2 separate regions of the Homo sapiens genome follow, and region 1 is linked to region 2. A link is an interaction called in ENCODE POLR2A ChIA-PET data of the cell type or tissue named here. Cell type or tissue: GM12878. All regions are shown on one strand. Each heading gives the region's core, and the rest is flanking DNA. Links, peaks and the distances in the headings are about the cores only.

Region 1 (16,761 bases), core at 4,711-12,710, 99 kb after region 2:
CCGCATGTTCTCACTCATAGAAGGGAATTGAACAATGAGAACACATGGATGCAGGAAGGGGAACATCACACACTGCGGCCTGTTATGGGGTGGGGGGAAGGGGGCGGGGCGGGATAGCATTTGGAGATATACCTAATGTTAAATGACGAGTTACTGGGTGCAGCACATCAACATGGCACATGTGTACATATGTAACTAAACTGCACGTTGTGCACATGTACCCTCAAACTTAAAGTATAAAAAAAAAAAAGAATTCTATAGCATTGTGAAGGGGATAAATTTCAGGCATTAGAAGGACTGTCAAAATATTTCTTCTCTGCTAATTTATATCCATCTAGAAAACTGTTGAGCAATGAGCCCTGATTCTGTTTCTAGACAGTTATTTCTTGCTTTCTCTCTTGCTTCACAGTAAGAACTCTGGCTCCAGCAACATCATACATTTAGATATTTGCTCAATCCTATTATACTTCATAAAAAGTTTCAGAATTATTTTATACATACATCTATAATAACAAATCAGCTGGACTTCCATTTGTACTTAAGATGTAAAAAGCTTTAAATAATGTTGCTTTTACAGTAACAATGAGAAAAAGTCAGATTATAACTTTCTTTGAACCCATCGGAAAACTGAAGGCATGAGGCAACCAAGGAACATGAATTCCAAGCAGACAAAAGTATAAGGAGAGTCAGGGCACACAGATTGTATCTCCTGTGGTAGCACATTGGAGGAAGAGGCACAGGCCACCATTTAAGTGAATATAAATAAATCAGGTAAATTTTAATGAATGGCCAAAGGCCAAATAGAGGATAGCATGTCATTTTTGAACAGTTTGGGGCCACAGACCTAAGTGAAAATGATACTCTTTTAGCTTTTTCCTACATACCTTCACTGGGTGCTTACAAAAACCAAACAAACAAGCAAGCAAACAAACAACAAAAAAAGAAAAGAACAGAAGAGAGAGAGAGAAAGAGAGAGATTGGAAGAAGGAGAGAAGACTGAAAAAAAGCTCTATCAGTAATGACGAAATTTAGTACATGATCAGTGATTGTGGGGTCACAGGCGCATAATAACGCTCATTTCTCTGGACCCTTCTCTTATAGGAAGCAGAAGACTTAAGCTACAAATACAGAGACAGCATAGATGCTCTCAAGGTATAGGAAAAGGCATTTGTGGCTAGAGGAAGGGTAGAAAAAAACTAATAAACCCCTCTATTACTGAAGGGAGGTAGAAAACCATCTTGGGCCCAAGATACTCTGTTGCTACCAAGCACAGGACTCATTCCACTGAGGGAAGGAAAGGAAGCTCCTAAGACCAGCTACGAACATAAGCAAAGTTTGACTGCCATAGAAAAGGGCAAAAATACTGAGAAAGTTCACACAATTTTGTCTCAGATTCAAAGAGCCTGTTTAAGAGTGAGGCTGGACCAGAACAAAGAACATTCCTGACCCAACATGAGCCTAACAGAGAAGTCTAAGGATAAGAAAAGGCAGAAGCACAGGGTGAGAGATGGAGGATGGGGAGAAAATGCTAAAAGTTGTTGATGAAGAACTAACACTGAGAAAAAACCTCTAAGACTAAAGTCCCCACCTTAAGCATAAAACAGCAGGCCACCACTGGAGGAATTTGAAGACTGGGTCACTGACATTAACCATAGCCGAAGTAAAAACAAAACTTAAACCTCATTCCTTGCCTTGACTATCCCAACTCATACTTTAATGTCCTGAGAGAATAGGCATGTTCATTTCAAGATGTAAATACTATTTGCCTCAGCATTTACAGTTTTACACATAACATCCAGTATTTAATTTTTAAAATGATAACATATACTATTTTAATGTATGTAACAACATAAGGGGAAAAAATCCCCAACACATTGTCCAGAAACAACACAATCAAAAAGATCTGACTCAGAGATTACCCATAACCCACTCTCCAATAATGATATTAAAATATCTGTATTAATATTTTAAAGGATCTAATGAAAAACATAAGTAACATGCATACATAGATGGGAAATTTTAACAGAGAAATACAAACTATAAGAATCAAATGAAAGGCCAAGGTGAAAAAAGCTCTGATATTATAAAAGAGGAAAGCTTCATGGGCTTGGTAGTAGATCTGAAACAGTCCTCTGGCCTATATACTAAGGTCTCAGAGTTTGCTTGCCTTTTTTTTTTTTGGTCCATATTGGCTCAAAGCGAGATTGTTCCATGAGCCCGGGTTGAAGCTGCAGAAGTTCCTATTACGTAGTCTGCACTACATTCTAATAATCTAACAAGTCACTAAATGCATCCCAGATTCCAGAAGAGGGGAATTGGACTCCCATTTGCTACCCAAATAAGAGAAGAAGCAAAGAATTTTTAGATATCTTTAATCTCTCATCATGGATGTATTTCCCATTCCTTCTTCCACATGCAAACAGTCATCTGTTAAAACTGATTAGTGATATATCTATTAATATAAAATATTCAGATGCAAGTAACTTCAGAAGGTAAATTTGTGTAGATTTTACAAGGCTAAACAGAAAACAAAGAAAGTAGAAGGAAATCATATTTTATTGTCCTAAATCTTTAATTTATACTCTAATGGAACATCATATACCAGGCTAGGAATCTGTTGTACCTATAACCTACCTAAAGTTTTTAACTTATTTTTCTGATATTTATCTCTAAGTCACTTATATCATAATTCCTCAATTATATCTAGAATAATAATTATATATTTTAAAACATATGTTTTTCTCTTTTATATCCAAGTGTTTTCAAATTTAATCTTATATTCTATTGCCATTATGCTAAAAAAAACGTAAGATATTAAAGGTAAACTTAGGCAACAAGTTCTTTCTTTTTTTATGGTAAAAGCCTGATCTAACTAATTTTATTACCCACTGGATTTAATGAATTATCTGAATAAGTTGATACAGTAGGGTGGCCTTGTTGCAAGAAACATTAAGAGAAATGCATGTTTTAAACAGTTGAAGCAGTTATATTAGAATCCTCAAAAATAGGCCGATCTATAGTATTTCATGCTTTTATATTTAAACTTTCTTCTTTTATTGCCAATAAAGGCAGAAATGTTGAGAAGACAGAGGGTGAGTCCATAAGCCAAATGTTGACAAGAATTATATTTTTACTCTGAGTCTATTTTTTTACTTAAATGGTTTCTCCCAAAAGTTAAGAAAAAGCATTATGACTCATATTTATGACTGATTCTGAATCTACAGAAATGAAACAAATTTGCCATTTGTACCGATTTAAAAATGAAACAAAAATTTTGAATAACTTTTCAAGAATGATATGTAGAACTTTTTTTGCTACTTTAAAAATGTATTCTAATTTGACTAAAAATTTTTAAAGAACCTAGAGAATTAATTTGATCACTTTAAATGTTTTAATCAAAAATTCTGCATACTATTTCATTGCCATCTAAAGCAATTAGTCATATCATCTGTTTATTAAATTTCAGAATGCATGTGTTTTAATTTTGGCATTTTTCATATCAGATACACTTAAAACTTTATATATGACTTGAATTATAATTATAAGAAATAGTTAAGACCGACAAGGTTAATTTTATGCCTTTATTTATAATATTGCTTTTAGTCTTTGAGGAAAGAAATTGTCTTTGTTCTTTTAGTGAGCTTAATAAGTTGACATTTTAGGAAAATTTTGTTCATATCGCGTTGGTCTGATATACTGAACTTCTGATTAGCAACTCAATGATCAGCTATGCTTAGAAACTTTAATACCTTTTCTAGTGATAGGATATGATAACAGCCTGTAACCCATGTAGTTTTCCTATTTCAAAATATGTTTAGGCACTTTGATCAATACATTATCTTCTGAAGTGTGTAGAGGGTGCTTCCAGGTCATTGTATGGAAACATACTCTGCCCCGTCCACATCTATACTTTTGGGGGGAGCGTTATTTGCACTTTTCAACCTTAATTTACTTTACTTCAGAGTTTTACAAGTCTTGAACATACCCTGAAGGGTATTTTTGCTAGGGAAATTCTATTATCTTCAAAAAAGAAAGAATGATAAGAAGGTTTAAGGGAAAATTAACAAATGAATAGGTATATCCTTTGACTTCAGTTTAAATTACAAAATGCAGTCTTTGCTAATTTCCCTTTAAATTTAAATCAAAGTATTTATTTCACATAGAAAATTAGAATTTTTAATTACCAACACATTACATTTAAGAGAAATAAAATGTAATTATTTTTTACCCTGCTGCACAAAGATTTGTTAAATGAAAGACCTGTTAATTTAAAAGCTATTACAAGTTATGATTAATAGTCACAATACTTATTGGGAATAAATTGCTTGAACCTTTAATTAAAAGTTAAATAGTCGTTAAAACTATGTTATTTGGAAAGGAAAGGGTCTTAAGTTCAAATTTTTCTAATTTATTTTTAAATCTAGTTAAAAGTTAAACTGTAACATCTTTCAGTGTACCAGTTTTGAACTAATAGTTGGAGAGATACTGATATGGTATACTTTTCTCTACTTTGATACTAAAACACAGCACAACAAAAATTATCTTTATGTAAATGGTAACATCATTGACATCCATGAATTCTGCTTTTTTTTTTTTTTTTTAACAGCAATTGCCAAAGCGTATCCCCATTCGGATTCAATAAATTTCCTGATTCTTGATGGATTTTTTTGGCGCACTATCTTTGGACAGGATAAAAGTGAGGAAAAAACAATTATACATAAGTAAATTAACCCATGATAAATACCAGCAATTAAGACACCATAGCATACTAAAAATGAATACTGCATCAATTGAAACTTGAAAGCAAACACACTGGAATAAGTCTCTATATTTTATAATTTTTTAATGTCTTTGATCACCCTAAAGAAGAAAAAGAAAAATAAATAGTTTCCCCTTGAGCTATGGAGTCTGATTAAAAATGTAAAGAATAGGAGTGAGAAGAATGGGACTCATCTTTCACTGAGCATATAATAAAATATATTTACTAAGATGAATGACTATGACAAGCTGTGTTCTCTTTCAGAACATTTAAAAGTCTGCAAAATGTAGTCTGCTTCTTTGACTACAGAAATTTATGAAAAATTTCTTGTCGAGGTAGGAATTCAGTATTCAAATTGTGCATGAACCTTGAGATTATCAACATTTTCCATCTTAAAATATATAAAAATGATTTCCCAGAGAAAGCACAACTCTATCTGCAGCTTCCTAAATGTCCATTTTTAAAATAAAAAAATTACTTGATTATTCTTTTATTGTATTATTATATTATTATATAATCTTATATTATTATATTATATAGCTGTGGGGTTTCTCTCTTCCTGACCTCAAACACACTCTAACTTTGATAAATTATATTGATTTGAATTGTCTCCACATCTCACAAGATTAAGACCCAGAAAGTCTGATGAAGTGAGTTACAATGAACGCATTTTTCTAAAGCTAGGGTGAGTAAATTTATCTATTTTTTTCTTTTTTTTAATAGACTTCACAACATAGTATATGGCAACTGCAAGTTCTTTCTGTTTCTTAAAGTAAAGCTCAAACCCTTTTTAATGGAAAAAAAATTTATGGTTATTTAGCATTTTGAAACTTCAGTTTACATTTCAGAGTACAAAGATCAGAGGTGATTGTCAAGATTAAATGAGATAATGTATTGCACAATGTTTAGGTCCAAATCTTGGCTCAGGTCAGTAATCAGCTTATTGACTTGAGTGGGTTACTTAACCTCTCTGCCAGCCAACTTTCTTGTCAAAAACATGAGAATAAAAGCACTCTTTACTTATGAGACAATACATGAGATAATGTCTGTAGAGCACTCAACACCACCTCCTGTTCATATTAAATGCTTATTAAATATGAGTTGTTGCTGCTTTCACTGAGACTATATAAAGTATCTTGTTCTGGCTTTGGCAAAACATATACAAAACAATACAAAATGACCTAAAATCAAAATGCTAGGAACTACAAGGTTAGACCTCATTTCTTCTGAGGTATCTTTTACCTCCTTGCCATCAGCAGCTTCACCATCATTTATATCAGCATCCTCCAGGAATGAGTAGGCCTCCATTTTGAAAGTCGATAAACATACAGAAGAAATTAGGGATTGAATACTTCTATGCATTCTTCAATTTTATGTTATCCTTGCTGAATATTATAGAAAATTAAATCATCAATAATATTGAAAACATCCCCCAAACTCTTAAGTTACTTACCATGATCTGATTTAAATGATTGGTAGTCATACAGAAAGGCTTCATTTAAAATCTCTGATTTACCACAGACATTATTGAAAGGCTAATATTCCCATTATATTGAGTAGACAAGAAAGCCCACTCTCTTTCAATCAGGATTTCTCAGTTTTAATTTCAGGAATATATTTTTTCAGAAGAAATCAATCTGTGACCAAAAACAAAAGTATTAAGATCTTTGTTTCCTGACTAATCCTCCATTAAGACACAGAGAAGTTGTTGAAATGCGTATTTGATAAATAAACAGAGATTGAAACTTAACTTTCATTATGGTTAAGACAGTAAAATTAATTGTACATTGTCTTACCAAATATTTGCATATCAGTAATAAATTAGCAACATTAGAGTCAAATTTGAAACAACAAGATAGCATAAAACTTGAAGATTATTTAAAGAATGAAAGAATAAATTATTTAGTATATATGAATAATATGTAATGAAGCGTGATAATGCTTTCTTTTTTCCAAAAGCTTTCACAAATAATTCTAGGGAGAAAAATCAGCATATCAAAGATTTCAGAGTGCAGCCTATATGTAGAAGACCAGTTAGGTTCATGATTAGGTAATGGGCATATGTGGTGAATGGTAGGAGTCCTCAAGGAATGTGAGATGGATTTGAAGTTATTATGAGTGGAAACACACAAATACAGTGATATGGTTTGGCTGTGTCCCCACTCATATCTCACCTTGAATTGTAATAATCCCCATGTGTCAAGGGCGGGGACAGGTGGAGATAATTGAATCATAGAGGTGGTTTCTCCCATACTGTTCTCATGGTAGTGAATATGTCTCATGAGACCTGAGGGTTTTATAAATGGGAGTTCCCTTACACACACTCTCTTGCCTGCTGCCATGTAAGACAAGACTTTGCTCCTCATTTTCCTTCTTTCATTATTGTGAGGCCTTCCCAGCTATATGGAACTGTGAGTCAATTAAACCTTTTTCCTTTATAAATTACCCAGTCTTGGATATGTCTTTATTAGCAGGATGAGAACAGATTAATGGGCTTTGGTAGAAACTGAATGTTTGACTATGAGTCATCAAGTAACCATGTGACCCTGAACTGCCTATCATGAACTGGGTGTTTTCTGACCCATCTAGCCATGAAGTGGGGCATACACAGCAGCATTCCATCATCAAATGGAAGTGGTATATACCTGATCAGGATTGAGCAGTTCCTGAGAGCACAAGTAAGTTACATGAAGAAGTGGTTCAAATGCCCATGGTCCCCACTCCTGCTGTCCTGCCTTCTCTCCCCCAGACTGCACTGATGGCCTTATGGGGAGCTTTCTATGATAAGTTGACAGAGGAAGAGAAGACTAGGCCCTGGTTTATAGACAGCGTTGCACAATATGCAGGCACCACCCAAAAGTGGACAGCTGCCACTCTATAGTCCCTTTCTAGGACATCCCTGAAGGACAGTGGCAAAGGGAAATCTTTCCAGTCAGCAGAGTTTTGATCAGTGCATCTGATAGTGCACTTTGCTTAGAAGGAGAAATGGGCAGATGTTGTGATTATATACTGATTCATGGGCTGTTGTCAATGGTTTGGCTGGATGGTCAAGGACTTGGAAGAAGCATGACTGGAAAATTGGTGACAAAGAAATTTGAGGAAGAGGTATGTGGATGGAACTCTCTGAGTGGTCGAAAACTGTGAAGATATTTGTATCCCATGTGAGTGCCCACCAAAAGGTGTCCTCCGCAGAGGAGGATTTTAATAATCAAGTGGGTAGGATGGCTTGTTCTGTGAACACTACTCAGCCTCATTCCCCAGGCACCCCTGTCATTGCCCAATGGGCACATGAACAAAGTTGCCATGGTGGCAGGGATGGGCTCAGCAACATGGACTTTCACTCACCAAGGCTGCCCTGGCTATGGTGCCCAATTTGCCAGCAGCAGAGACCAACATTGAGCCCTTAATATAGCACCATTCCTCAGGGTGATCAGCCAGCAACATGGTGTCAGGTTGATTATATTGGAATTCTTCCATTATGGATAGGACAGCAGTTTGTCCTAACTGGAATAGACAGTCTGGATATGGGTTGCCTATCCTGCACACAATGTTTCTGCCAAGACTACCATCCCTGGACTCACGGAATGCCTTATCTACCATCATGGTATTCCACATAGCATTGCCTCTGACCAAGGCACTCACTTTATGGCTGAAAAAGTGCGGCAGGGCCAGGCGCGGTGGCTCACGCCTGGAATCCCAGCACTTTGGGAGGCCAAGGCGGGCGGATCACAAGGTCAGTAGATGGAGACCATCCTGGCTAACACAGTGAAACCCCGTCTCTACTAAAAATACAAAAAATTAGCTGGGTGGGGTGGCGGGCACCTGTAGTCCCAGCTACTTGGGAGGCTGAGGTGGGAGAATGGTGTGAAACCGGGAGGCAGAGCTTATAGAGAGCAGAGATAGTGCCACTGCAGTCCAGCCTGGGCGACAGAGCGAGATTCCATCTCAAAAAAAAAAAAAAAAAAAGTGCGGCAGTGGGATCATTATCATGAAATTCACTGGTTTTACCATGTTCCCCATCGTCCTGAAGTAGCTGGATTGATAGAATGATGAAATGGCCTTTCAAAGTCACAATTATAAGGCAAACTAGTTGAAAATACTTTGCAGGGCTAGGGCAAAGTTCAGCAGAAGGCTGTGTATGCTCTAAATGAGGATCCAATATATGGTACTGTTTCTCTCAAAGCCAGGATTCATGAGTCCAGGAATCAAGGGGTAGAAGTGGAAACGGAACTACTCACCATCACCTCTAGTGACCCACTAGCAAAATTTTTGCTTCCTGTTCCCATGACATTACATTCTGCTGGCCTAGAGGTCTTAGTTCCAGAAGGAGGAATGCTGCCACCAGGAGACACAACAATGATTCCATTAAACAAAGTAGATAGCAACCTGGCCACTTCGGGCTCCTCCTACCTTTAAGTCAACAGGGTAACAAGGAAGTTACAGTGTTGGCTGGGGGGATTGACCCAGACAATCAAGATGAAATCGGTTTACTACTCCACAATGGAGGTAAGGAAGAGTATGCATGGAATACAGGAGATCCCTTATGGCATCTCTTGGTATTATCATGCCCTGTGATTAAGGTCAATGGGAAACCACAGCAACCCAATTCAGGCAGGACTACAGATGGTCCAGACCCTTCAGGAATGAAGATTTGGGTTACTCCATCAGGTAAAAAACCATGACCTGCTGAGGTGCTTGCTGAAGGCAAAGGGAATACAGAATGGGTAGTAGAAGAAGCTAGTCATGAGTGCTAACTACTACCATGTGACTGGTTGTAGAAACGAGAACGGTAATTGTCCTGAATATTTCCTCCTTAATTTTTTTAAGAACATGTTTGTGCATGTATACACTTGTACTAAAAAAAAAAAAAAAATTATTTTATTTTCTTTCTTTTTCCTCTATCACGTGACATAAGGTTTATTGACTTTATGCTGGCATTTAAGTGTTGTTAACTTTATGTAATAGCATTTGGTTTGAGGATTGGTGTGCTTCTGCTTGTACGAAGGATAGCTGTATTATGTTAGGTGTAATTATGACCTTATTATTGTCTTTATTTGAAGATTATGTATGATTTCAGGAGATGTGTATGGGTTCAAATTGACAAGGAGTGGACTTGTGATGATTTTTGGCTTTCAGGTCTTGTGATTTAAGAAATAAATTTTGTAGGGCTATAGCAGTCATAGATAGTGATTTATCTGATGGATCTGGGCAAAGTTCATTGAAAACTTTCTGGAAAGGATTATTCGTTCTAGATGTCATTTAAGAACATTGGCAATTCATGGGAGGAGGTCTAAATATTAACATTAGTAGGAGTTTGGAGCAAGTTGATTTCACCTCTCATAGATGACTGTCAGGGGTTCCAGACTTCAATGGAGAAAGCCACTGCAGATGTTTTGGAATAGCAAGAGAACTAGAATTAGAATTGGAATAGCAAAAGAACTAGAATTAGAAGATGTGACTGACTTACATCAATCTTATGATAAAGACTTGAATGGAAGAGAAGTTGCTTTTTATGAATGATCAAAAACAATAGTTTCTGGAGACAAAACCTACTCCTGATGAAGATGCTGTGAACATTGTTGAAATGACGGCAAAGGATTTAGAGCATTGCATAAACTTAGTAGGTAAAACAGTAGCAAGGTTTGAGACGATTTATGCCAATTTTGAAAGATGTTCTACTGTGGGTATAATGTTATCAAAGAGTATCACATCATACCGATAATTATTTCTGAAAGAAAGAGTATATCAATGTGGCAATCTTCATTGCTTTCTTATTTAAGCTACCTCCACAGTCAACCCAATCGTCAGCAACCAGGGCCGAGATGAGTCACCCCTCTCTCCCCTCCTGGCTATTATGATCCACATCGCAGGGGTGTGAGGCACCCCCTCCGATATGAGGACTAATAGCACACTCCTCTCCCTGCCGGCTATTACGATCCACATTGCAGGGGCCTGAGGCACCCCCTGCAATAGGGGGAGTAATAGCACCCCCTCTCCCCCCCGGCTATTATGATCCATGGTGGATTCACAGTCTGTTTACTATATTGTGAGTAATATCATCTCCCCCTCTGGAAATTGTGAACTATTTCACAGACGGGTGTACACCCATCTGTATTGGGAGTAATAACATCCTCTTCCTCTCTGAATATTAAGAACAGTATCACAGGAGTGTTTCTACTCCCTGCGATATTGGGTGTCATATCCTCCTCTCCCACGTTGAAATTAGAAACAATATCACTGAGGGCGTGTACACCTTCTGTGATATTTAAAGCAATATCATCCTCTTCCCTCCAGGATCATGGGAACAATATCCCTGGAGGGTGTACACTTTCTGCGATATATGTAGTAATATCATCCCCTCTGCCTTCGAGTATTATTAAGGACCATCTCACACGGGAGTGTACAACCCCTGCGATATTGGGAATACTATTATCCTCTTTCCCCCCTGCATATTTGGGAAAATAGCAGAGTGAGTGTACACCTCCTGCGATATGGGAATTAATATCCTCTTCTCCCTTTCTGGATATTAGAAACAATGTCACACGGGGGTTTACACTTTCTTCGATATCTGGAGTAATGTCATCCTCTCCAGTTTTGAATGGCAAGAACAATATCTCAGGGGGGATGTACACCCCCTGCCATCTTGGGAGTAATATTTTGCTCTACCCCGCTTAATATTAGGACAAAATCCCAGCGTGGGGGTACACCTGTACTATATGGAAAGTAATACCGTCCTCTCCCTTCCTGGATTTTAGGGACAATATTACAGGGTGGGTGTACACAGCCGGCAATATTGAAAGTAATGTCATCCTCTCCTCCCCCGGATATTAGGAACAATATCACAGAAGGGTTGTACACTCTCTGCGATATTGGGAGTAATATCATTTTCGCCTCCTCTGAATACTAGGAGCAATATCCCCGGGCAGATGTACACCCACTGTTATATTGGGAGTCAGGTCATACTCTATCCCCTGGATATTAAGAGCAATATCACAAAGTGGGTGTACACCCACGGAGATACTGAGAGCAATATCATGCTCTCCCACCCTGGATATTAGGAACAATATCACAGGTGGGTGTACATCCCCTGCAGGGCAAAGAATAATATTATCTTCCCTTCCTTTAGCTATTGAGAACAATATCACATGCAGGGGGGCTACACCCCCTGCACTATTGTGAGTAATATCGTTCTCTCTTATTCTGGATAGTAGGAAAAATATCACAGGCAGAGTGTACAACCTCTGTGATATTGAGAGTAATATCATCCTCTCCCAACGTGGATTTTAGGAACCATATCACAAGAGGCGTGTACACTTCTTCGATATTGGTAGCAATATCATGCTCTCCTCCCTGGATATAAGAAACAATATGACGGGTGGGTGGACACCCCCGCGATATGGGGAGTAATATCCCTACCTGGATATTAGGATCCACGGTGGACACACAGCGTGATTACGATTTTGTGAGTAATATCATCTCCCCCTGTAGAAATTTCGAACAATATCAAAGACGGGTGTACACCCTCTGCAATATAGGGAGGAATATGATCCTCTCACCCCACGCCCTTGATATTAGGAACAATATCAAAGGAGCATTTATAAACCCTGCGATGATGGGAGTAATATCATCCTCTCCCACGTTGAAATTAGGAACAGTATCACTGGGAGCGTGTAGACCCCATGCGATATTGAAAGTAATATCATCCCCTTCCCTACTGGATCATGGGAACAATATCACTAGGGGGTGTACAGTTTCTGCTATATTGGGAGTAAAATCGTCTTCTCCGGCTTGGAATATTAAGAACAATTTGACGGGGGTGGAGGGGGGTACAATTTCTGCAATATTGGAAAAAATATTACCCTCTCTCCCACTGCATATTAGGAAAGCTATCACAGAGTGGGTGTTCACCTCCTGCAATATAGGGAGTGATATCATCTTCTCCCCTTCTGAATATCAGGAACAGTATCACATGGGGGTGTACACTTCCGGCGATATTGGGAGTAATATCAACCTCTCGGCCTCTGAATATTAGGAACAATATCACAGGGTGGGTGTACACCTCCTGCTCTATTATGGGGAGAAATATATATCTATTATGGGGAGTAATATCATCCTCTCCCTTTCAGGATATTAATAAGAATATCACACGGTGGGTGAACACAGCCTGCGATACTGGAATTATTATCATCCTCTCCCCCTCGGGATACTAGGAACAATATCACAGAAGAGGTGTACACTCCCTGCGATATTGGGAGTAATATCATACGCTTCTTCCGTGAATATTAGGAGCAATATCACCGGGTGGCTGTACATTCATTGCTATGTTGGGAGTCATGTCATACTCTACCCCCTGGATATTAGGATCAGTGTCACAGGGTGAGTGGACACCTACTGCGATATTAAAACTAGTAACATGCTCTCCATCCCTGGATATTGGGAACAATATCACAGGTAGGTTTACACCACCTGCGATATTAGGAGTAATAATATTATTAATTATTAAACATCACTCTTAATAATAATTATCAATGGTAATATTAATTAATAGTATAACGTTATTAATCATTAATTATTATTTTAAATATGATTATGCATGATTAAAATTAATTATTGCTTTAACGTCATTTTTCAATATTAGTTATTAATCTTAATCTTAATTATTGTTTAATAACCAACATCACTTATGACTGATTTAATTAACGTTAATTACTGACATGATTATTTTATTATTAATAGTGATATTGCTATTAATTATTAATAATTAATAATTAATATAACTGTTCCCGATCTCCGTGGGGGAGAGGATGTTACTCCCAATATCGCAGAAAGTGTGCACCCCTCTATGATGTTACTCCTCATAGCCAGGGCATAGAGGGTGACATTATCGAAATTATCGCCATGAGTTTACATCCGTTCGGTCATCTTCTTCCTAATATCCTGGGTGGGAGCGGATGATATGAATCCCAATATCGCAGGGGGCGTAGACTTCCCCCTTGATACTGTCCCTAACATCCAAAGGTGGAGAGGATGATATTTCTTCCAATTTCGCAGGGGGTGTACACCACCCCTGTGATATTGATCCTAATATCCAGGGGGCAAGAGGATGATCTTAGTCTCACTATTGCAGGAGGTGTACACTCCCTAGGGATATTGTTCCTAATATCCAGGGACGGAGAGGATGATCTCACTCCCAATATAGCAGGGGGTGGACACCCCTTCTGTGACATTGTTCCTAATAGCCAGCGGGGGAGAGGAAGATATTACCCCCAATATCATAGGGGGTGTGCACCCCCTTGTGACATTGTTCCTTATATCCTGGGAGGGAGAGGATGATACTAGTGGCAATATCGCAGGGGCTGTACACACCCACTGTGATATTGTTCCGAATATCCCGAGGGGTAGAAAATGATATTACTCCCAATATCGCAGGCGGTGTACATCCTCCTGTGATGTTGTTTCTTATATTCAGGGGGAGAGGATGATAGGGGTTGTACACACCTCCTGCGACATTGTTCCTAATATCCCGAAGGGGAGAGCATGATATTACTCTCAATATCGCCGGGGTGTACACCTCCTTGGTAATATTGCTCTTAATATCCATGATGGGAGAGGCTGGTATTACTCCCCATATCGCAGAAGGTGCACACACACCTGTGATATAGTTCCTAATATCCAGCGGGAAAGATGCTGATATTACTCTGGATCTCGCAGTGGGTGTACACCCCCAACCCCCCTGGGGTATTGTTCCTAATATCCAGGTGGGAAGACGATGATATTGCTGACAATATCGAAGGGGGTGTACAACTCTTCTGTGATATGGCTTCTGATATCCAGGGGGTGACTGGGTGATATTTCTCCCAATAACGTAGGAACTGTACACCATCCTGTGATTTTGTCCTTAATAACCACATGGGGAGTGGTGATATTACTCCCAATATTGCAAGGGGTGTACACCCCACCTGTGATATTGTTTCTTATATCCAGGAAAGGAGAAGATGATATTACTACCAATATCGAAGAGATGTACAGCCCCGTGGGATATTGGTCTTAATATACAGGTTGAAAGAGGATCATATGACTCCGAATATAACAAGGGGTGTACACCCCTCCTATGATATGAATCGTAAAATCTAGAAGAGTGAATAACATTGCTTCCAAAAATAGACGGGGTGTACACCCCCTCTCTGACATTGTTCCTATCATCTACAGGAAGAGATGATGATATTACTCCCAATACTGCAGAAGATATGCACCCGCCTGTGATATTGGGCATCACAACTAGTGGGGGAGAGAATGATATTACTTCAAATATGACAGTGGCTTTACACCCCATCTGTGATATTGCTCCTGATTTCCAGTAGCTAAAGTAGGATGTTCCTCCCAATAGAGCAGTGGGTGGACACCCGCCCTGTGATATTTCCCCGACTATTCAGGGAAACCCAGGAGGACATGACCCCAAATCCCGCAAAAAGTGAACACCCATTGTGTGATACGGTTGCTAATATGCGGAGGTGCAGAGGATGATATTAGTTTTCATACCGCAGGTTGTGGTACACACACCCTATGAAATTGTTCCTAATAGCAGGAAAAAAGAGAATGCTAATAAAGGACACAGATCGAAGGGGGTGAGGCCCCCCCCGCGATATGGGGAGTAAGAGCCAGCCCCTCTCCCCGCCTGGCTCTTAGGATCCACATTGCAGGGGGGTGAGGCACCCCCCACGATATAGGGAGTGATGGCCACCCCCTGTCCCCCCTGGCTATTACGATCTACATCGCAGGGGGCTGAGGTACCCCCTCCTTTTTGGGGTTATAGCACCCCTCTCTCCCCCACCCTGGCTATTATGATCCATAACGCAGGGGGGTGAGGCACCCCCGTTATATGGGAACTAATAGCAACACAGAGAGACATGACTGTACCCCAACAAAAACACTAAAAGTTGTGAAGGCTCAAATGATTGTTACCATTTTTTTTAATCAATAAACCATTTTAAATTAAGGTATGCACCTTTTTTACACATAATTCTATTGCACACTAAATAAACTATAGTAGAATTTAAACACAACTTCTATATGCACTTGAAAATGAAGAAGTGTGTGTGATTGACTTTATTGTGATATTTGCTTTCTTACGGTGGTCTAAAACCAAACCGACTATATCTCTTTACTATGCCTGCAATTGTAATATTTGACTTTCACGAAATAAACGTGAAATAGTGTGTGCATTCTATAATGGGGATGTCTATTCTCCTTAAGAAGGGCGGTTTTGAACAACTAAGCTCTTTTTAAGAAATGGTGTGAGATTGCTATTGAAATTTCTCAGTTTGCATGTTTGAAATATTCAAGATAAACAACTACACAAGTGTCCATGTGTGGATGCCTTTTCCACTTAACCATGTGTAAGCAATTTGAAATGTTGAATGATTCAATAACTGCCACTTCTTAGACCCAGAACTAAAAACAACATTCAATGTTGTTACTGAAAACATCGGTAAGCAACCAAGTAGAAGGCCCTGCATATACACAAACTTTTCCATCTCATGGGTTCGAATGGCTGTTTTTCCAGGTATGACTAGAATAATAGTTTAGCATTCTATTCCCCAATTTATTCTTGACGTCTGAAAATTCTCACTTAACTAATAATTTATGGAATTCTTACCTTAGACAACCTATGTGAAGAGTTTGCAGGCTGACAAAGGTTTTAGGGAGAAAACGTAGTCAAGTGAATAAAATATTGCCAAATTCAAACTTAAAAAAAAAACAACTTTAAGTTTTCAAATGTTGGTTTTAACTGATTTTATTATAATTTTGAATAAAGATATCTATTGAAGCAATTTATAAATGATAATTATATTACAATGTTAACCACAGGGGCCATTTTCACCTATAATATGATGGAAATAGTTACACTTATTCTCACGTGACTTTTATTCCTTAGTCTCAGTTCACCTTGTCTTGAAGGGCTTTCTCACTACCTGAGAGAGATAGGTAGTGAGGGAAAAAAA
Region 2 (16,761 bases), core at 5,198-13,197:
AATTTCGACTCCAGAAGACCACACTGGCAGCTTACTTCTCTGCCTGTAGCCTCCAAGAGGCTCCTAGCTACTTGTCTTGATTTCCTTGCTTATCCTCATGTTTATCTTTCCATCTGGAAAAAAATTATGCTGCCATAGAGAAGAAACCCTATTGATAACTGAAGTCATAAAATATTTCTGATAAATATTTTTTCATACGTTTTGTTGCCACAGCTTTTCATTAAGCAGTAGTAATTCAAAACAGATAAGAGCATGGACACAGGAGCCAGACAGTTTGATTCATCTAGTTTGACCAATTCCTGTATTGGTGATCTTGGACAAATTGTTTAACTGTTAGTAGCTGTCTCATAGTAACTACTATATAAATGATAGTATTTTTATTTGCAAAGAAACAAAATATCATCATCATTAAGGCATGGATCAGACATCTTCTCCACTGAGTTATTTCAGGTTCTCAGGGAAAATCTGGTTGATTAGGAAGATTCCTGGTAATGTATCTTTCAGAAAAAAAAAAAAAAAACAATTCAATTTACCTACATACTTTAATTTTGTGTACTAAACAATTTTAAAATTTCCATGGATATATGTGTTTTGGAAATATATTATGGTAGTATTTCTAAGACGTTTAGGAGTTAATTAGCCATTCATCGTGGTGCATGCCTGAAGGCCCAGCTACCAAGAAGCTGAGGTGAGAGGATCACCTGCTCTCCTTTGGAGGTCAAGGCTGCAGTGGGTTGTGATCTTGCCACTGCACTCCAGGCTGGATGAGAGAAAAAAGAGCATGTCTCAAAAAAAAAAAAAAAAAAAAAAGGAAAAAGAAAAAGAAAAGAAAAGAAAACAATGCCCACCCTGTGGTTTTAAATTTTCTTTTTCAGATTTTTGTTTTTTACTCTTTTTTTGTACGCTTTTGATTTTAGGGGGCAGCAACTTCCCTAAAATGCTAGAAGCCCACAGCAGATTCAGATCAAACAAATATAGTTTCATTTTCTTCTACTGTTTTGCTTTGGGAAAACGTCGAAAGATAGTGAATACTTATTTACTGTGCTGGTTTTTGTTGAGTTAATATTTCCTATCTCATGTTTTTAGATATAAATAAAAATTACAGAACTACTTGATATCTTTCTAATCCCAAGCATTCATTTTAACTTTTTGTATTTTAAACATTACTGTTTCTTTAATTGCCATACCATAAGTATTTACAGGTTTTGAATGATATGCACAGCACGTTTCTAAATACTTTAGGCAATTGTCAAGACAACACTGATAGTCAAAGATTTATGGAGACATGTAGTATGAGGTAGACCCATCAGATAAGCAAATTTTGATTAGGTAGATAAGGAAAATATATGATATTTAAAGGCTTGTTACATTATCAATTTTGTTACTGAACTTCCCCAAATATGTGGAACCTCAAATTGGACCCAAATATATAAATATATTTATACCTATATGTGTAGATATTTGTAGATATATTTTATGTGTAGATATGTGTAGATATATTTTATCTGTGAATGTCTAGCAACTGACAAGAGCAAAAACAGGCCCACTTCCACTTGTTTATCTTGTTTAGACATTTAAACTTCCAGCTGTAATCATTAATTACTTAGGGGCAAAAATTTGAAGACGTTCATAGAAGTTGCCACTCCCTTAGAAAAGGAAATTATGTAATTCATTACATTCAATGGGAATAAAGTTGAGCTCTTACTGAAAAAAGTCAGTTTTTTTAACTTTCCTCTACAAATTTTCAAAAAACTAGATGAAAAGAAACATTAAGAGTATTTGTAAATATATAAAGAAATCTTCAAGTCTTTCTATATCAATTATTTTAGTTAGTAAGTGATGACATTACTGATTTCAATTACATATATAGGTTATACTATTGTTATCAAATTGTAACTGACTTTTTATTAAAATTATTTCATGTCCAACTTCACAAATCTTTGAAAAGCATTAATTTATTTCCAATTCTGTTAATTTAAATTATTTTGCTTTCTTTTGTCTTTTACATCTTGGCTTTCTCCTCACATTACTTTTGACCAACTTGACTGATCTAAGACAAAAATTACAATAGCTGTATATTTTAACTTAGATGATCTATATTATATATATAGCAATCAATAATTTTAACTCTTTATTCTTAAAATGATCCATATTATTTTCCCTTGCATCATATTTTATTTCCTGAAAAGTAGAGAATACTAATAAAATAATTTCAGGGCTTCTCCTAGCAAATCCTAGTTAATTGTGTCGGATTGACATCAGAGATAAAAGCAAGGCAAAACAAAATGTAAAGACTCAATGTCGCTAAAAGAAAAGAAGAAAAGAATAAGTTTAACAAATATTTAGAAGTAAGAATGTAGATAGAGAAGTATTATCCTAGTTGCTATTAGTAGTCTGCTCATGTTCCCTCTGATCCCCTTACCAAGTCATGCACACAGGCTGTGTTTGCTCCTTCATGCTCTGTAGCCAAGAGCATCACTGTCAGAGAACTGTTTCTTAGATGCTAGGACCTACTCTGTGTATCAGTATATGCCAAACAGCAGCAGGTGGCCCTTTCACAATGACTGACAGATAAGACAGTATGAATACACCAGTTTCCTAGTCTCATAATTGGACCAACACTGGATCTCCAGAACATCCATGTAGATTTAACCTAAATAATTATCTGGGGATTTGGGTTGGCACAAGATCCTTGCTTCAACTCTTTCCCTTCCCATCCCACTGCCTCAACTGCCTATTGTTTTTTCCTGGGAATCCTTCCTAATAAACCACTTTCAAAAAAATCCTCATTTGCTTTTGGGAAACCAACCCAAATATGAGTGACAACTGATTAAGTCCTGTTAATAAAGTCACCACCTAGGCTTGTGAAGAGTGACATATTGATGATAAGTGAAATCCATCCTACAGAATCCCAGAACATTTCATCATTTGGAGACACTCTGAGAAACAAGGTAAATGCAGTGAGCTTAAAAGGAGATTGGTTGAAAATCTGTTTAAAAAGCACTTGGAACTCTATGGCTCACATCCTCATATGCTTATGCCCTGCTAGAAAACAGCATAGACTTGGAGATACCAAATATTGTAGAAAATAGGAGAAGTAAGGATTAGAGTAAACACTGCATTATAAATATGCTGGACTCAGCTGTCTTTCCTTCCCTGGTTCCCAGAAAGTCAGGAGACAAGTACACATAACCTACTCCAACTGTAAATGTGCACCTCCACCAAAATTAAGCAAACTATCTTGTCACTATAAATAAGCCTAGGAAAAAGATTTTTGATATCATAGTTATAAGTGTTCCACTGAAAATGCAACATTGACATTAAATCACCACCAGGTGGCCAGTTCTGTCAATGAATCAACTCACACTTAAATAGGAAAGGGCAGCTAGGGGTCCACAGCAACCTAGGGAAAACCTCCGCCAGTGAAAAAGGAGATAAAATAAACAAATAGAAGAAAAGAATGCCTAGGAAACAAAGACTAAAGAAAACTAATTTATTTTCAGGATGAGAGCAATGCTGAATATAAGCATAAAACATGTATGCTATAAAAAATCGGAGGACAAACAAGCTCTTGGAAATTACAAAGATAATTACTTATATACTATTCCTTCCCTCACCAGAATGGTCAGCAGAAACATTTAAGGACATCTCTTCAACAGTAAAAAAAGTCAAAACTAAGAATTGAGAAATACTGCTACAATTAGCAATTTGGAGTATAAATCAAAAATCTCCAACATCTTTTTAACAGGATTTCCAAAAACAGAAAAAGAGGGAAGAGAAAGTTAGCAAAACAGTAGTAGAAGAAAGGTCTCCAAAACCCAAGAATTCCAGTCTCCATTATGAAAGAATCCATCAAATTTCTTGTATAATGAAAGGGAAGAGGCCCACACTAAGGTACATTTCCCAGCAGTTTCAGGAAAACAGGAACAAAGAAGAGCTTAGTGTCCAGAAATGAAGAAGGAAAAAAGTTACAGTGACAAAAAAGAGGGAAAAAATGGTATCGTTTCTTAGCAGCACACTAGATTTTATAAAACAGTGCCTTCATTATTATGTGTAGGTGGATGATAGATTGACGACATTTTCATATATGCAAAGCTTCAAATAATTATCTCTTAAGATCCTCTTTTTAGAAATCTACTGGGAAATGGGCTTTAGTAAACAAAGCAGCTAAAAATGAGAAAGATACAGGGTACAGTAAAGCAGTGAAGCCTTTGCCCTTATTAAGGATATATTCTATTAAAAGAGAGGCAATAAGTAAGTATATGAAAAGTGTGATAAATGTTAAACAGAAAAACAAAACAGGATAAAGAGACTGAGATATGACGGTTGGGAGATACTTTGGATGAGTTGCAAAAGACAGCTTTCTAGGGCATGAAGGAAATATAGGAGAGCCAAATGAATACCTGGGTGAAAAGTGTCCTAGGCAATGGGGGTAGCAAATACATCCCTGAGAAAGAAGGATGTTTGGCTTCATGAACAGCAGGGTAACAAGTGGCTGAAGCAGACAATGAGCTGCAGTGGAGATTAGGTCACCAGCTTGGAGAAATAGTGAGAGTCCATGTCATGTGGGGCTGCTAGGGTTTGAAAGATGCTTTAGATTGTATTCTAAATGTGATTGCCCATGAGAATCTGCTGGAGGATTGAGCAAGGAAGTAGTATGACTTGATTCACATTTTTAAAAACCCTGATAGATGGAGAATAGCTGACAGGAAATGATGCATAGACTGGATTAAGAAAATGTGGCACATAAACACCATGGAATACTATGCAGCCATAAAAAAGGATGAGTTTGTGTCCTTTGTAGGGACATGGATGAAGCTGGAAACCATCATTCTCAGCAAACTATCGCAAGGACAAAAAACCAAACACCACATGTTCTCACTCATAGGTGGGAATTGAACAATGGGAACAGATGGATACAGGAAGGGGAACATCACACACCGGGGACTGTTGTGGGGTCGGGGGAAGGGAATGGGATAGCATTAGGAGATATACCTAATGATAAATGATGAGTTAATGGGTGCAGCACACCAACATGGCACATGTATACATATGTAACAAACCTGCACGTTGTGCACATGTACCCTAAAACTTAAAGTATAATAATAATAAAATTAAAAAAAAGCAAGAAGACCAGGTAGGCTACTGTACTTGTTTTGTCTGTTTAACTTTCAATATTCATTGTGCCTCCTTTGCTCTCAAAATCCTAATAGTTTCAATAATTTAAATCAAGACTGACATGATCATTTCCACTTATATTTGAGACATTTTGGCACATAAGTCCATAAGTGTAATAAGATAACAATAATCTGACAGGAGACAACAAACAACAAAAAATTCCAGAGATAATTTCCCTAGAACTCAGTTCTCATATAATATGACTATTTTCTTATTTGTAACCATACATTATGACATCTATTAATGAAGAGTATATACAAATGTTAAAATGGCTGATGTGTATTTATATACTGTAGAACCAGTGTTCAAAATGGCTGATGTATGTTAATAGTATGAGGCTAGATATGACATTTTGAGTCTCGAAAAATAAATAATTGAGTGGGGAGGAGAAGAAAAATAAGTAATCTGTTTACATGCTCAGAAGGTTTTAAAGATTTTTTTATTTCAATAGTTTTAGGGGTACAAATGGCTTTTGGTTACATGGGTAAATTGTATAATGGTGAAGTCTGGACTTGTAGTGTACCTATCACCCAGATAGTGTTCATTGCACCCAATAGGTGATTTTTTCTTTTTTACCCCTCACTCCCCTCCCTTGTTCATCCCTTCTGAGTCTCCAATGTCCATTATACCACTCTGTACAACTGTGTGTATGCATGGCTTAGCTCCCACTTGTGAGACCATACATGCTCAGATTTTGAACTTTTGCAGAAAAAAAACCTGAATTACAGAAAATTGCTTCCCTATAATACCAACACCTTCACCAAGTAAAGTTAACCTGATGATCTAATCAAATATATGAAGAGATAATTGTCTATTTGATAGTCATGCCAATTTTCTTTTGTCTTTTTTGCGTGGTTGCCATTTTATTTTTTACTCTCATTGGAAAAAATATGTTTTGATTAAAAGAAGCATATTCTTAAATGGAAGAAATGTTTGTTTTAAAGCAGCCATCATTATATTAAATTTAACCTGGGACATATGCTAAAAATGGAAGCTGGTGTCATAATGTGCTTCTGGTCCTCTGGGAAAGTTTTTAACTCAGCAGGCTATGAAGATCATGATAAATCCTCAGGACAGTAATCCAGAAACTGCTAATGATTGCATTCTTACATGTTAAAGAAGATGTGCAGAGTCAGCAAAGAACACTTAAATACAAGCAGGAAGAAGATGGAAATCAAGGCCTGCTTGCACAAGGGAATCTTTTACATGCAGACTACAGTTTTTACGCTTAAAAGTTGTCAAGAAGCTCTATTACCACATATTCCAAATGATGCACTGATTAAGGAAGGTCAGTATGTCTTTTGGGAGGTTGACAGTCATGATATAGTAACTATGCAAAGCTGCAAGTCTCTGGAGTAATATTTGTGTCTAATCTATACGGTCACAGGAAATATAACTGCCAAAAATGCCATATTTATCATCTTGAGTAGTTTTATCAGCACTACCTGATGTCGTACTCAAAAGAAAAATCACCAAAAATTTGCTTGGTCATTCAATCATGTATCCTTTGTGAAATGTGCTTGAGGCAATCTCTGTACCTGGTGCTCACATAATAAAGGTGAAAATGAGACACTGTCCCTGCCCTCATTGTGCTAAAAAATAAGAGAAAAAAAGATAAATAAAATATTTTAATATAATGTGATAACTGCTATCATAGAAGCAAAATCAAAATGTTAGAGAAAGTGCCACCTTAGCTTGAGGATTCTCCATAAAATGTATACACAAACCTAAGAATAAGGAAGAACTAATAAAAGGTATAATCAAAGATGCCTTTTTAAGCATGAGAAAACAAAAAAATAAATTAATATTTTTACATTCTCTAAGTTCTTTAACAACTCTAGCACTAAAGTCTTCCTGTTTTGAATCTACCTCTATTGCTTTTCTACTATACTGCACAAGCAAAAGGTTTTTTTTAAATTAATTTCTGATCGTATAAATATTTAGAATGTTCCTCTTACATATGATTGCCTTTTTTAGAATTTGGCAATAGCATTGCAAACAAAAATAGACATATTTTCTTTGATATAGCTTATATAAGAGCAGGGATATATTATTCAAATAAATACAAAAGTAAAAATTAGTATTTAGCTTCCAATATAAGGACCATGCTGCTAACACCAACCCTCCAGCAATTAACCACTACAAAATGTGCACAAAATACAAAAATAATTACTTGAAGGTTTTGTAGGGTGAAATGTGCAGGCAGGATTTGAAGGGGAGTCAAAATATGGAAAATGGGATCAGAGGAGGATGGTTCTTATTTTGCAGGTTTAGTTTGAGGATAGGCCATGATCACTACCCAGCCCAGGGCAGCTGAAGCTCCATAAGAAAACCTGCAATCTTTCTGTCTTGTAAAACTATAAAAGAACGGCTGAAGGGCCATAGTCACCAGGAAGTGAGGGAGCAATCCTGAACAAAGAGTGTCGCAGCAAAGGAACCCCAGTTCCTGTGTGTTAACTCTGACCAAGTAGCTGGCTAATGCTTGAACAATAAACACCTTAGACAAGGTGCAAAAATTTAACGGAGAAAGGGTCTTCCCCCCACTGTAGATGGGAAAGGTTTTGCATTTTGAGTCTAACTACATCACTACCTGTTGAAACAAACAAAAAATTTAAGACTTTTCTGAAGGAATATAATAAAATCCACAGCCTCCACAAAATAACATTCACAGTGTCCAAAATAATATTTAAAATTATGTGAGTATAAGAAATATAGGGAAATGTGGAAATTTGACCCATTTACGAAAGAAAAGCATCAGAGATCAATGCTGAGATGACTCAGATATCATAGTTCAAGGACATTAACAGGTGGTGTTACTATGTTCAATGAATTAAAAGAAGTAGCATTATGATGAATGGAAAGATGTGAAATCTCAAAAGAGAAATATAAAAGATTTTAAATCAATCAGATGGAAACTTTAGAACTATGAAGATACATTACCTGAAATAAAAAATTTCTGGAATGGGCTCAATAGCAGAGAAAAGAGTCAGTGGCCTTGGAGATAACAAATAGAATTTATTGAATTTTAAGAACAGAGAAAAAATAATAGGAAAAAAATAATCAGGGAGTCAGGATCCCTATTGTGTGGAAATAGATCTAAAATATGTGTAGAGTTCCAAAAGAGAGAAGGAACAAATGATAGAAAAAAATATTTGAAGAGATAATGAAAATAACTAATTTGGAGAAACACAAATGAACAGTTTTAAGATATTCGGTGAACCCCACATGGGTTTAGCATGAACAAAACTATGCACACATCATAATCAATGCACTAAAGACAAAGATAAAGAGTAAATCTTGAAAGCAGCTAGAGAAAAACAACATATTACAATTGTTTTAGAAAAAAATTGAGTGACAGGGACTTCTCAGAAAAATGTATGAAGGCAATAAGATAGAAGTCCAGTATCTTTAAAGAACTGAAAGAAAAAAGTAAATAAACTATCAAATCAGATTTCCATATCTAGCAAAATATGATTCAGAAATAAAGGCATGCTAAAGACATTTCAGATAAATAAATATAAAAAAAATATGCAAAATCTTTCAGAATATAGACAAGAAATTAGTTTCCCCAACTTGTTTTAGGAGGCCATCATAAATATTATACCAAAACCTGCAGACATTAAAACTATAAATAAAGTTAGGTACAAATAGTCCTCATGCACATAAACATAAATATTTGTAAAACATATTAGCATATTAATTCAATGTTAGATATGGTTCATCCCAGAAATGCAAGGCTTAACATATGAAAATCATAGGAATAACAATTGAATATAATAGGGCTATAGGAACAAGGTTACGTGCAAGTATTAACTGTGTGCATGTATATGTATACACACGTACATTCACAATAAAAGATTGGAAGTAAATTAAAATAAAAAATTCCACTTAAAATATTATTAAAAATCTACTTAGGAATGAATGTAACAAATGTTAAAGGACTTTTAACTGAAAACTATAAAAGATAGTTGAGAAAATGTAAATACAACAGACACAATAATGAAGAAATAGTCTCTGCTGATGCGTAGGAAGACTCAATACTGTTAAGTTGGCAATTTTTCTCAAATTAACCTTCAAATGTACCCTATTCTCAATCAAAATACTACTAGTGTATATATATATATTAGATATTGACAAGCTGATTCTAATATCTATGTGGAAAGTTAACAACATAGAATAACCAAAGCAATAACAAGAACAAAAAGAAAACTGTAACACTTATATTATGTGAAAACTCATTTTCCATCTGTTTTTATCCAGTAATATAGTCCTTGCACAAGAATCATCTTCATAGATTAATGGGAAAAATAGAGTTCGGAAATAAACCCGCACCTATTTGGTTGAGTAATTTTTTTTAAAACAAAGGTGTCAAGGCAATCAACTGGGAACAGAAAGACCTTTCACAAATGGTGCTGTGAAAATTAGAAATCCACAAGGAAAAGCAAAAAAAAAGCATCTTTCCTTCCCTCACATCATACATGAAAGAGAACACAAAGTGAATTATGAGTCTAAAAGTAAAAATGAAAGTATAGTACTTTTAGAAGAAAACAAAGAAAATCCATGTGACTTTGGTGTCAGCAAAGATGATATAAATAGGGTATAAAACCATAAGCCACTAAAGAAAAAAATAATAAATTGAATATTATGAAAAATTTTTAAATGATCTTCAAAGACCCTGTTAGGAAGAGACAAGTCATAACCTGGGAGATATTATGAATAACACATAGAGCTGACAAAGTGCTTATATCCCTCTAGAATGTATAAAGAACTCTTACAACTTAATCATAAGAAGATAAATGCTTCAAAAAAATAGGTAGATCTCAGCAGATATTTTTCAAAAGAAGTTGTAAGTTATAAGTGCATGAAATGCATGTGTCTCATTAGGAAAATCCAAAGTAAAACCACAGCAATATACTACTACACTCCCATGAGAATGGTTAAGAATGGTTAAAATTAAAAAGCTAACAATAGTTGGTATTGATAACCATATGGAACAATTTGAACTCTTATAAACTGCTGATATGCATGTCAAATAGTACCACGTTGGAAAACCAAGAAATCTGCAAGTTTCTTAAAACATTAAACTTCCACCTGACAGATGACCCAAGGTATTTATTTAAGAAACACAAAAACATACCTCAATTCAGTTGAAAAACAATAAAGACAGACAGATACATAGAGAGACAAGTGGTTGGGAGTCAGAAATTTCAGGTTCTGTTGGTTGAAATACTGTTTTAAAGCCACTTTTGACAAAGCAAGTAAGTATGCAGACCAACATTTTCCAACATTAAACTAACTAAAGGAGTATATCTGAATAATAAACTTAATATCATGTCATCATAAGCATCACTAGTAAATCCAAGAAGAAAGTCAGAGATGGAATAAATAACTGGAAGCCACACTGTATGCAGATGCCAAAAAATAGGCAGCTAGTAATACACCATGGCCTATGATTAATGCAAGAGAGATGGTCAGAAACAAGGCCTGAGGTTGAAAGAGAAGTTGCTCTTAGCTAGAGAGGAACTTTTAAAGAGAAAATACTCAGAGTAAAGCCACACATTTCTGTCTAGAAAAGAAATATCTGACGTGTTCAGCTCAAGGTTTAATCTACCCAGATAAAGGGCAAATATAGCATGCTGACTGGGGTAAAAAGTAAAGGATGAAGGATTAAAAGATGGATTGTAAGAAGATTCTATTTTTTTCAGAGAAAAACAAAGAAAAAAATGAGAATAGATCAACATAGCAAATCGAGGTAAAAACAGAAGGTTGCTAGGGAAAATTGGAATAACTCATGGACTCTAATTTAGTTTTCAGACTAAAGAGGAATGTCAAAAGCAAGGACCAAAAAGAGCATTTGGACTAAGACCAAAAACTAAGAGTTTTTCTTAGTCCAAAGAGATTTAAATCATTGTGTCTCTGATCAGAAACTCACAAGTTACAAATAATCGAAATGTGAGAGCACCTACACCTAACCCTTCTCTAGGGAACACCACACTGCTGTAGCCATTGCGCCTGTTATGAAAACACACAACTATTAAAAGAATTTGTAAATTCTGAGATAGAGTAAGGGGGAAAATATGAAAAGCAGAAAGAGCACATATGGAGGCTTATTCTGATGTTTGAATTTCAGACAAGGCCTGTCCCATCTTTTGAGATCTCTGCCCAAATATATATATCTTTCTATAATATCTGAGTTTCTATTTTAACCCTTATACAAAAAATATAGTTTTTTGAAATGAAAATTCAGTTGGCTGGCATGAGAAATTAGATACTGTCCTCATATGATATGAGTAAATTTAATAATCAATGGTATATGGGAATTTCAATAAGTCAATAATTAGTTGAGTTATGGAAGTTTTGATTATGATGAGACAAATGATTTGCAAACAGTATTAGTAAAGAAAAGCAGTGAAAATAGTAGTAGAAACTAAGATAAATAGATAAAGAATGTAGGAAAGGAAGAGAGAAAAGTACTGAAAGTTTTCTTAGGCCTCTTCTGCATCAGATATGGATGGGGAGAACATGGGTGTATCTTTCTTCTCCTTCCTGAATTATGCAACCCACTTCTTCTCCTTGACACCAAAAATAGGCTAGTTATGGTGCAATAATTGAATCTCATTGTAGATTAAATAAACTGTAGTGGATTGTTTGAGTGTGGGAATCTTAGTGCCAATTGTAGTATTCCTTTGTTTTTATGTTACAAATATGTGTTTTAAATAAAAAATGAATTTGTAGTTTAGGAAGGTAGAGAATGGTGACATACTTCAATTATTAGTAATGGCCCCAACTCCTTTAGGATTGTGGTTAAGTTGCAATCTTTAACTCTTTATGTGTAAGTTTTTATTATTTTGAAATGAGGCTAGAAATGCCATAACCTAAAGTAGAAATTGTATTTAAAACAAAAGAAACAAAGAACATATCTTCACTGATCTGAGGTAGCTCAAGCAGAGGTAGCTCTAACAGAGGCAAAACAGTAACTTTGAAAATAATTATTGTCACATTGGCAATCACCAGTGATACTTGCACTCAAGGGTTTCTTTATCATTGGTATCTAGAAAAGTTGAAGGAGGAAGATACAATGGCCTAACTTTTATTAAAGTACAATAATATGTAATCTGAGCATCTAACAGGTGGAAAGTTGACATTCAAATTTGATACTCAAAATATAAAAACACCGATTGAATCCTGTTTATCCTTTAGTGAATGTGTATTTAAAATCAGGTGGTCATCAACTAAAATTGAGAACTGCATAGGTTTTGAGTATACTAGGGTTTAGTTTCTGATCATAATTCCGTTCTTATAGTTCAGTCAATTATTTTACAGGTTGTGAGAATGACACTCCTGGAAACATTTTTGTGTACCATATTTCTAAATATTTCACCTAATGATTTGACATTTTATAGAATGAGAAAAGTATTCCGAGACACAGCATCAAGCTGTTTGCTGTTAGGGGTAAAAATCACATTGGCGAGAGTAGCTAAACTTTTACAAAATCTTCCAAAATGGGTATCTCCAGAATAAAAGCTATCAGGCTGTTTATATGTACAAAGAGAGATAGAAGCCTGAGGAAAGAAAGGAAAAGGATGTGGTAGGCAAAGTCAAGTTACTGAGAAGTATATGCCTGGAAAGAAATGTACACAGTGTTTTATAATAAGATTTTAGGTCTTCTATTAAGATTCAATTCATTTATTGTTGGAATATTAAATTGCACATTTGAGTTCCTGGTAATTGAATTACTGATGGTCATACCAAAATCTTTTATTAGGAGTAAATTTCAGTTTAAAACTACCTGTTGGATACGAGTTTTGAAAATGACATGGTACTAGAGTGTGGTTTAATACCTTTGCCAAACTAATTAATTCTCCACTAATTTATGTTTCAATTCAGACAGTTTTTATCACAGTGTGTTTAAATTTGAAGACTAGGAGCATGAATCAAAATGTCACTGGGCCCATGAATTAGTGAAAGATGGAACAATGTGTCAGCATTAAATTGGTGAATAGCAACAGCAAGAATTATCTACATGGGGATCAATATTGCTATTTAACTTGATGCTACAAATATTTGACCTTATAGATGTTAACTATTCTTGGATTACACTTGCTTACTCCCATTGCCAAATTATGAAAATCTGGTAAGACTAAAATTATTTTTTAAAGTTAATTATTATAATTATCATGGCATACTGAAAAGAAGCTGATTAAAATATTGTTTATATTCACAAAAATATCTACATTTTATAAAGGAATACATTCTTTATTATTCATAGACACTACTGGTGTATAAAGTTCAACTACATGCTGTGTTATTTATATTCACAAAAAATGACATCTATATTCTATAAAGGAATACATATTTTATTATTCATAGTCACTACTGGTGTATAAAGTTCAACTATGTGCCATATGTCAATTATTATCAAATGAGATATGAAAGAGTCACCTTTACATAAGCATTTATTGCTACACACATATACATATATATACTACACACATATACATATATACACATAGTTTCATATGTATATACACACACACATACACACATATGGTTAAAGCATAAGTATATATAATTTTACTAGATTCTAAATTGTGTCTAGAGTCAAGATCATTAAAAACCAATGATGGAAGAGGAAAAATGCCTTGAAAGACATTTAAAATTGCACCAAGATAATGAGAATTGTGCATATTTGAAACATGATAGTCAAATGAAATTATTTTAGAGAATGAAATGATGAGAGATAAGACTATAAATGTTAGTATGTTCAAGAAAATGAATATACTAAAAATAGACAAACATTTGACCTAAAACAGGCTTTAAAGTCAGACATATAAGGAATATGAAAAAGAGATGGACAATCTAATATCAAATAGCACTTATTAGATAAATAAATACATATATAAATGAGTATAAAAATTATCTTCCAGATAGGACAAAGAAATGCACGGTTTTGTTGCCCCGTTTAAATATGGGAAACAAATATGAGACACAAAAATGTTTCCAGTAATGTCATTCTCACCACTTGGAAAACAATTGGTGAGACTGGCCTGTAAGAATGGAATTATGATCAGAAAGTAAATGCTTCTGTACTCAAAGATGTGCGATCATGGTTGTTGCACATCTGGAAGAAAACCATGTCATTTTCTGGTTATTATTGGGAAATACTTTTATGGGTCCTCTATAAGGTAGCTTAAGAAATCTAACTGTACTCATCATAATTCATGAGAAGTGCACGTACAAGTCTTAGTTAAGCACAGGGAGACTCGGGTGGGGTGAAGACAGGGAGAAATGTAGGGAACCTACCTCCTCCAAAAGACAGAGAGAAAAGAGCGTTTTGAAGTTTGGTATAAATATTTAAAACCAAATATGTTTTTTGAATACAACTCATTTTTTAGTTGTTTCTCCAACTCACCCAGATTTGTATCGTTTCATCTGATCTATTCTTTTTTTCTATGGACATTGATATAAGGCCCAGTTCTTAGAATAGATGTCAAAGAATATTGTGAAGTCAGCACATTAGTTCACATCACTGACTGATTTTCATGCTTTCTTATATCTGTGCAAAATATTAATACTTTTATTCACTTAGAGTAAATACCAGTCAACAGGCTTTTTCTAAAAACTTAATGATTCCCTGCAGAGTATGTAAGAGAAGTCAGAGTTTGGAAATTATAATTGGCATAGTGAAAATACAGATAGGTCTGGAATATTAAACTGAGGCTAGAGAAAAAATGGTAGGGATGAATTATTGCTACTTATATTCAGGATCAATCTACATCTTGGAATAATCATTATTTAGGACATGACTCTGTTGGAAAGTAGTGGGTCTAAGAACATATGTAACACACACACACACACACAGAGTTAGTGTATTATTTTATCAGATGGAGTCTGCTCTATTAGCAGTATCACAGTTAACACTGGCTTCAGTGGGTGGTTTCACCTGCCTCTCTCCACGCAAATAAAATGGGCAATATAAGAAAGAAGCATAGGTATCCTATGTGTCTCCTAAGTTTAGTTACAATCATAGAACTTAAAAGCTATAATAAAACTTAGAACCACATTACTCACCCTCTATTTGGTATAATATTAGAAAAGTAGCTCTCTAGAATGGAAAAACAAACAAAAACATTATATGTTAAAATATGGTAAGAGACATTTGCATAAGCAAAGGTAGTGTATTTCTTTAGAACTTTTCAGAGCTGATTTGGGGCTTCCAGAGTCATTGCCTTTTATACCCCAACATACTCTTGTATTTAGTCCTTAAGGCTGAGGCCCATGTTAGTAGCTTTGAGAAATAGTGTCCCCGTTCTGCTCATCATGATAATCAGCTCACAAATTCAAGTGGGCTGTCCAGAGAAGAAGTATAAACAAGGGGCACAAACATAGAAAAAATAGGGGTTAAGAATATTTTGTCTCTGGAGTCAGGAGGCACTAGATGTTTATCCCACTTCTATTAGCTGTGTGAACTTGAATAAATAAATCCCTTAAGCCCCAGTTTCCTCACATTAAAAATAAGGCTGTTTAAGCCCCATTAAAAAGTCAGCAAAAAACTTAAAAAGACACTTTTCAAAAGAAAACAAACATGTGGCCAATAAGCAAATGAAAAAAAGCTTAACATCACTGATGATTAGAGAAATGTAAATCACAACCACAATGGCATATCATCTCACACCAGTCAGAATGGCTATTATTAAAAAGTCAGAAAATAACAGATGCTCACGAGGTAGTGGAGAAAAAGGAACACTTACACGTTGACGGGAGTGTAAATTAGTTCAACCATTGTGGGAGACAGTGTGGTGATTCCGCAAAGACCAAAAAACAGAAATACCAATTGGCCGAGAAATCCCATTACTGGGTAAATACCCAAAGGAATAAAAATTATTCTATTATAAAGATATATGCACATGTATGTTCAGTGCAGCACTGTTCACGATAGCAAAGACATGGAATCAACCTAAATGCCCATCAATGGTAGACTAGATAAAGAAAATGTGGTACATGTACACCATGGAATACTATGAAGCCATAAAAAAGAACGAGATTATGTCCTTTGCAGGGATATGGATGGAGTTGGAGGCCATTATCCTTAGAAAACTAACGCAGAAACAGCAAACCAAACACCACATGTTCTCATAAGTTGGAGCCAAATGATGAGAACACATGGACATATAGAGCGGAACAACAAATAGTGGGGCCTAACAGAAAGCAGAGGTTGTGAGGAGGGAGAAGATCAAGAAAAATAACTAATGGGTGCTAGGCTTAATAGCTGGGTGAAAAAATCATCTGTACAACAAACCCCCATGACACAAGTTTACCTATATATCAAACCTGCACTTATAGTCTTAAATTTAAATGTTAAAATACATACACTATAAATAGTAGGGCTGCAGAGAGGGTTTAATATAAAATTTTAATATGTTACTATTATTATTTTTATTAGCTTTTTCTAACCATCCATCACTATTTTAATGGAGTATCAGCTTCATCTCCAATTCTGAAAAGTAGCTCTTTCATTGGTTTTCTTAAAATGGTATCAAAGAAAAACAGATATCCCTTAGATGAAATTGAGAGACTTTATTT

The links. Peaks named below come from ENCODE experiments on the same cell type or tissue, not always from the same donor. Only the 100,000 strongest peaks of a DNase experiment are listed, where the experiment ranks them.
Region 1: POLR2A ChIA-PET joins it to region 2 with 10 read pairs; 2 of 35 experiments call an interaction of 5 or more read pairs at or near these places.

The regions. Positions count from the first base shown.
Region 1 is chr9:10,952,409-10,969,169 of GRCh38, forward strand. It overlaps LINC03131 (long intergenic non-protein coding RNA 3131), which reads right to left and starts at 6,144. Exons shown (of 2, transcript XR_007061416.1): 1 at 6,002-6,144. In GM12878, for the core only: no CTCF peak of the experiment used is centred there; no DNase peak of the experiment used is centred there.
Region 2 is chr9:10,852,707-10,869,467 of GRCh38, forward strand. No RefSeq gene overlaps it. Among named protein-coding and RNA genes, the nearest start is that of LINC03131, 97 kb to the right of the region's middle. In GM12878, for the core only: no CTCF peak of the experiment used is centred there; no DNase peak of the experiment used is centred there.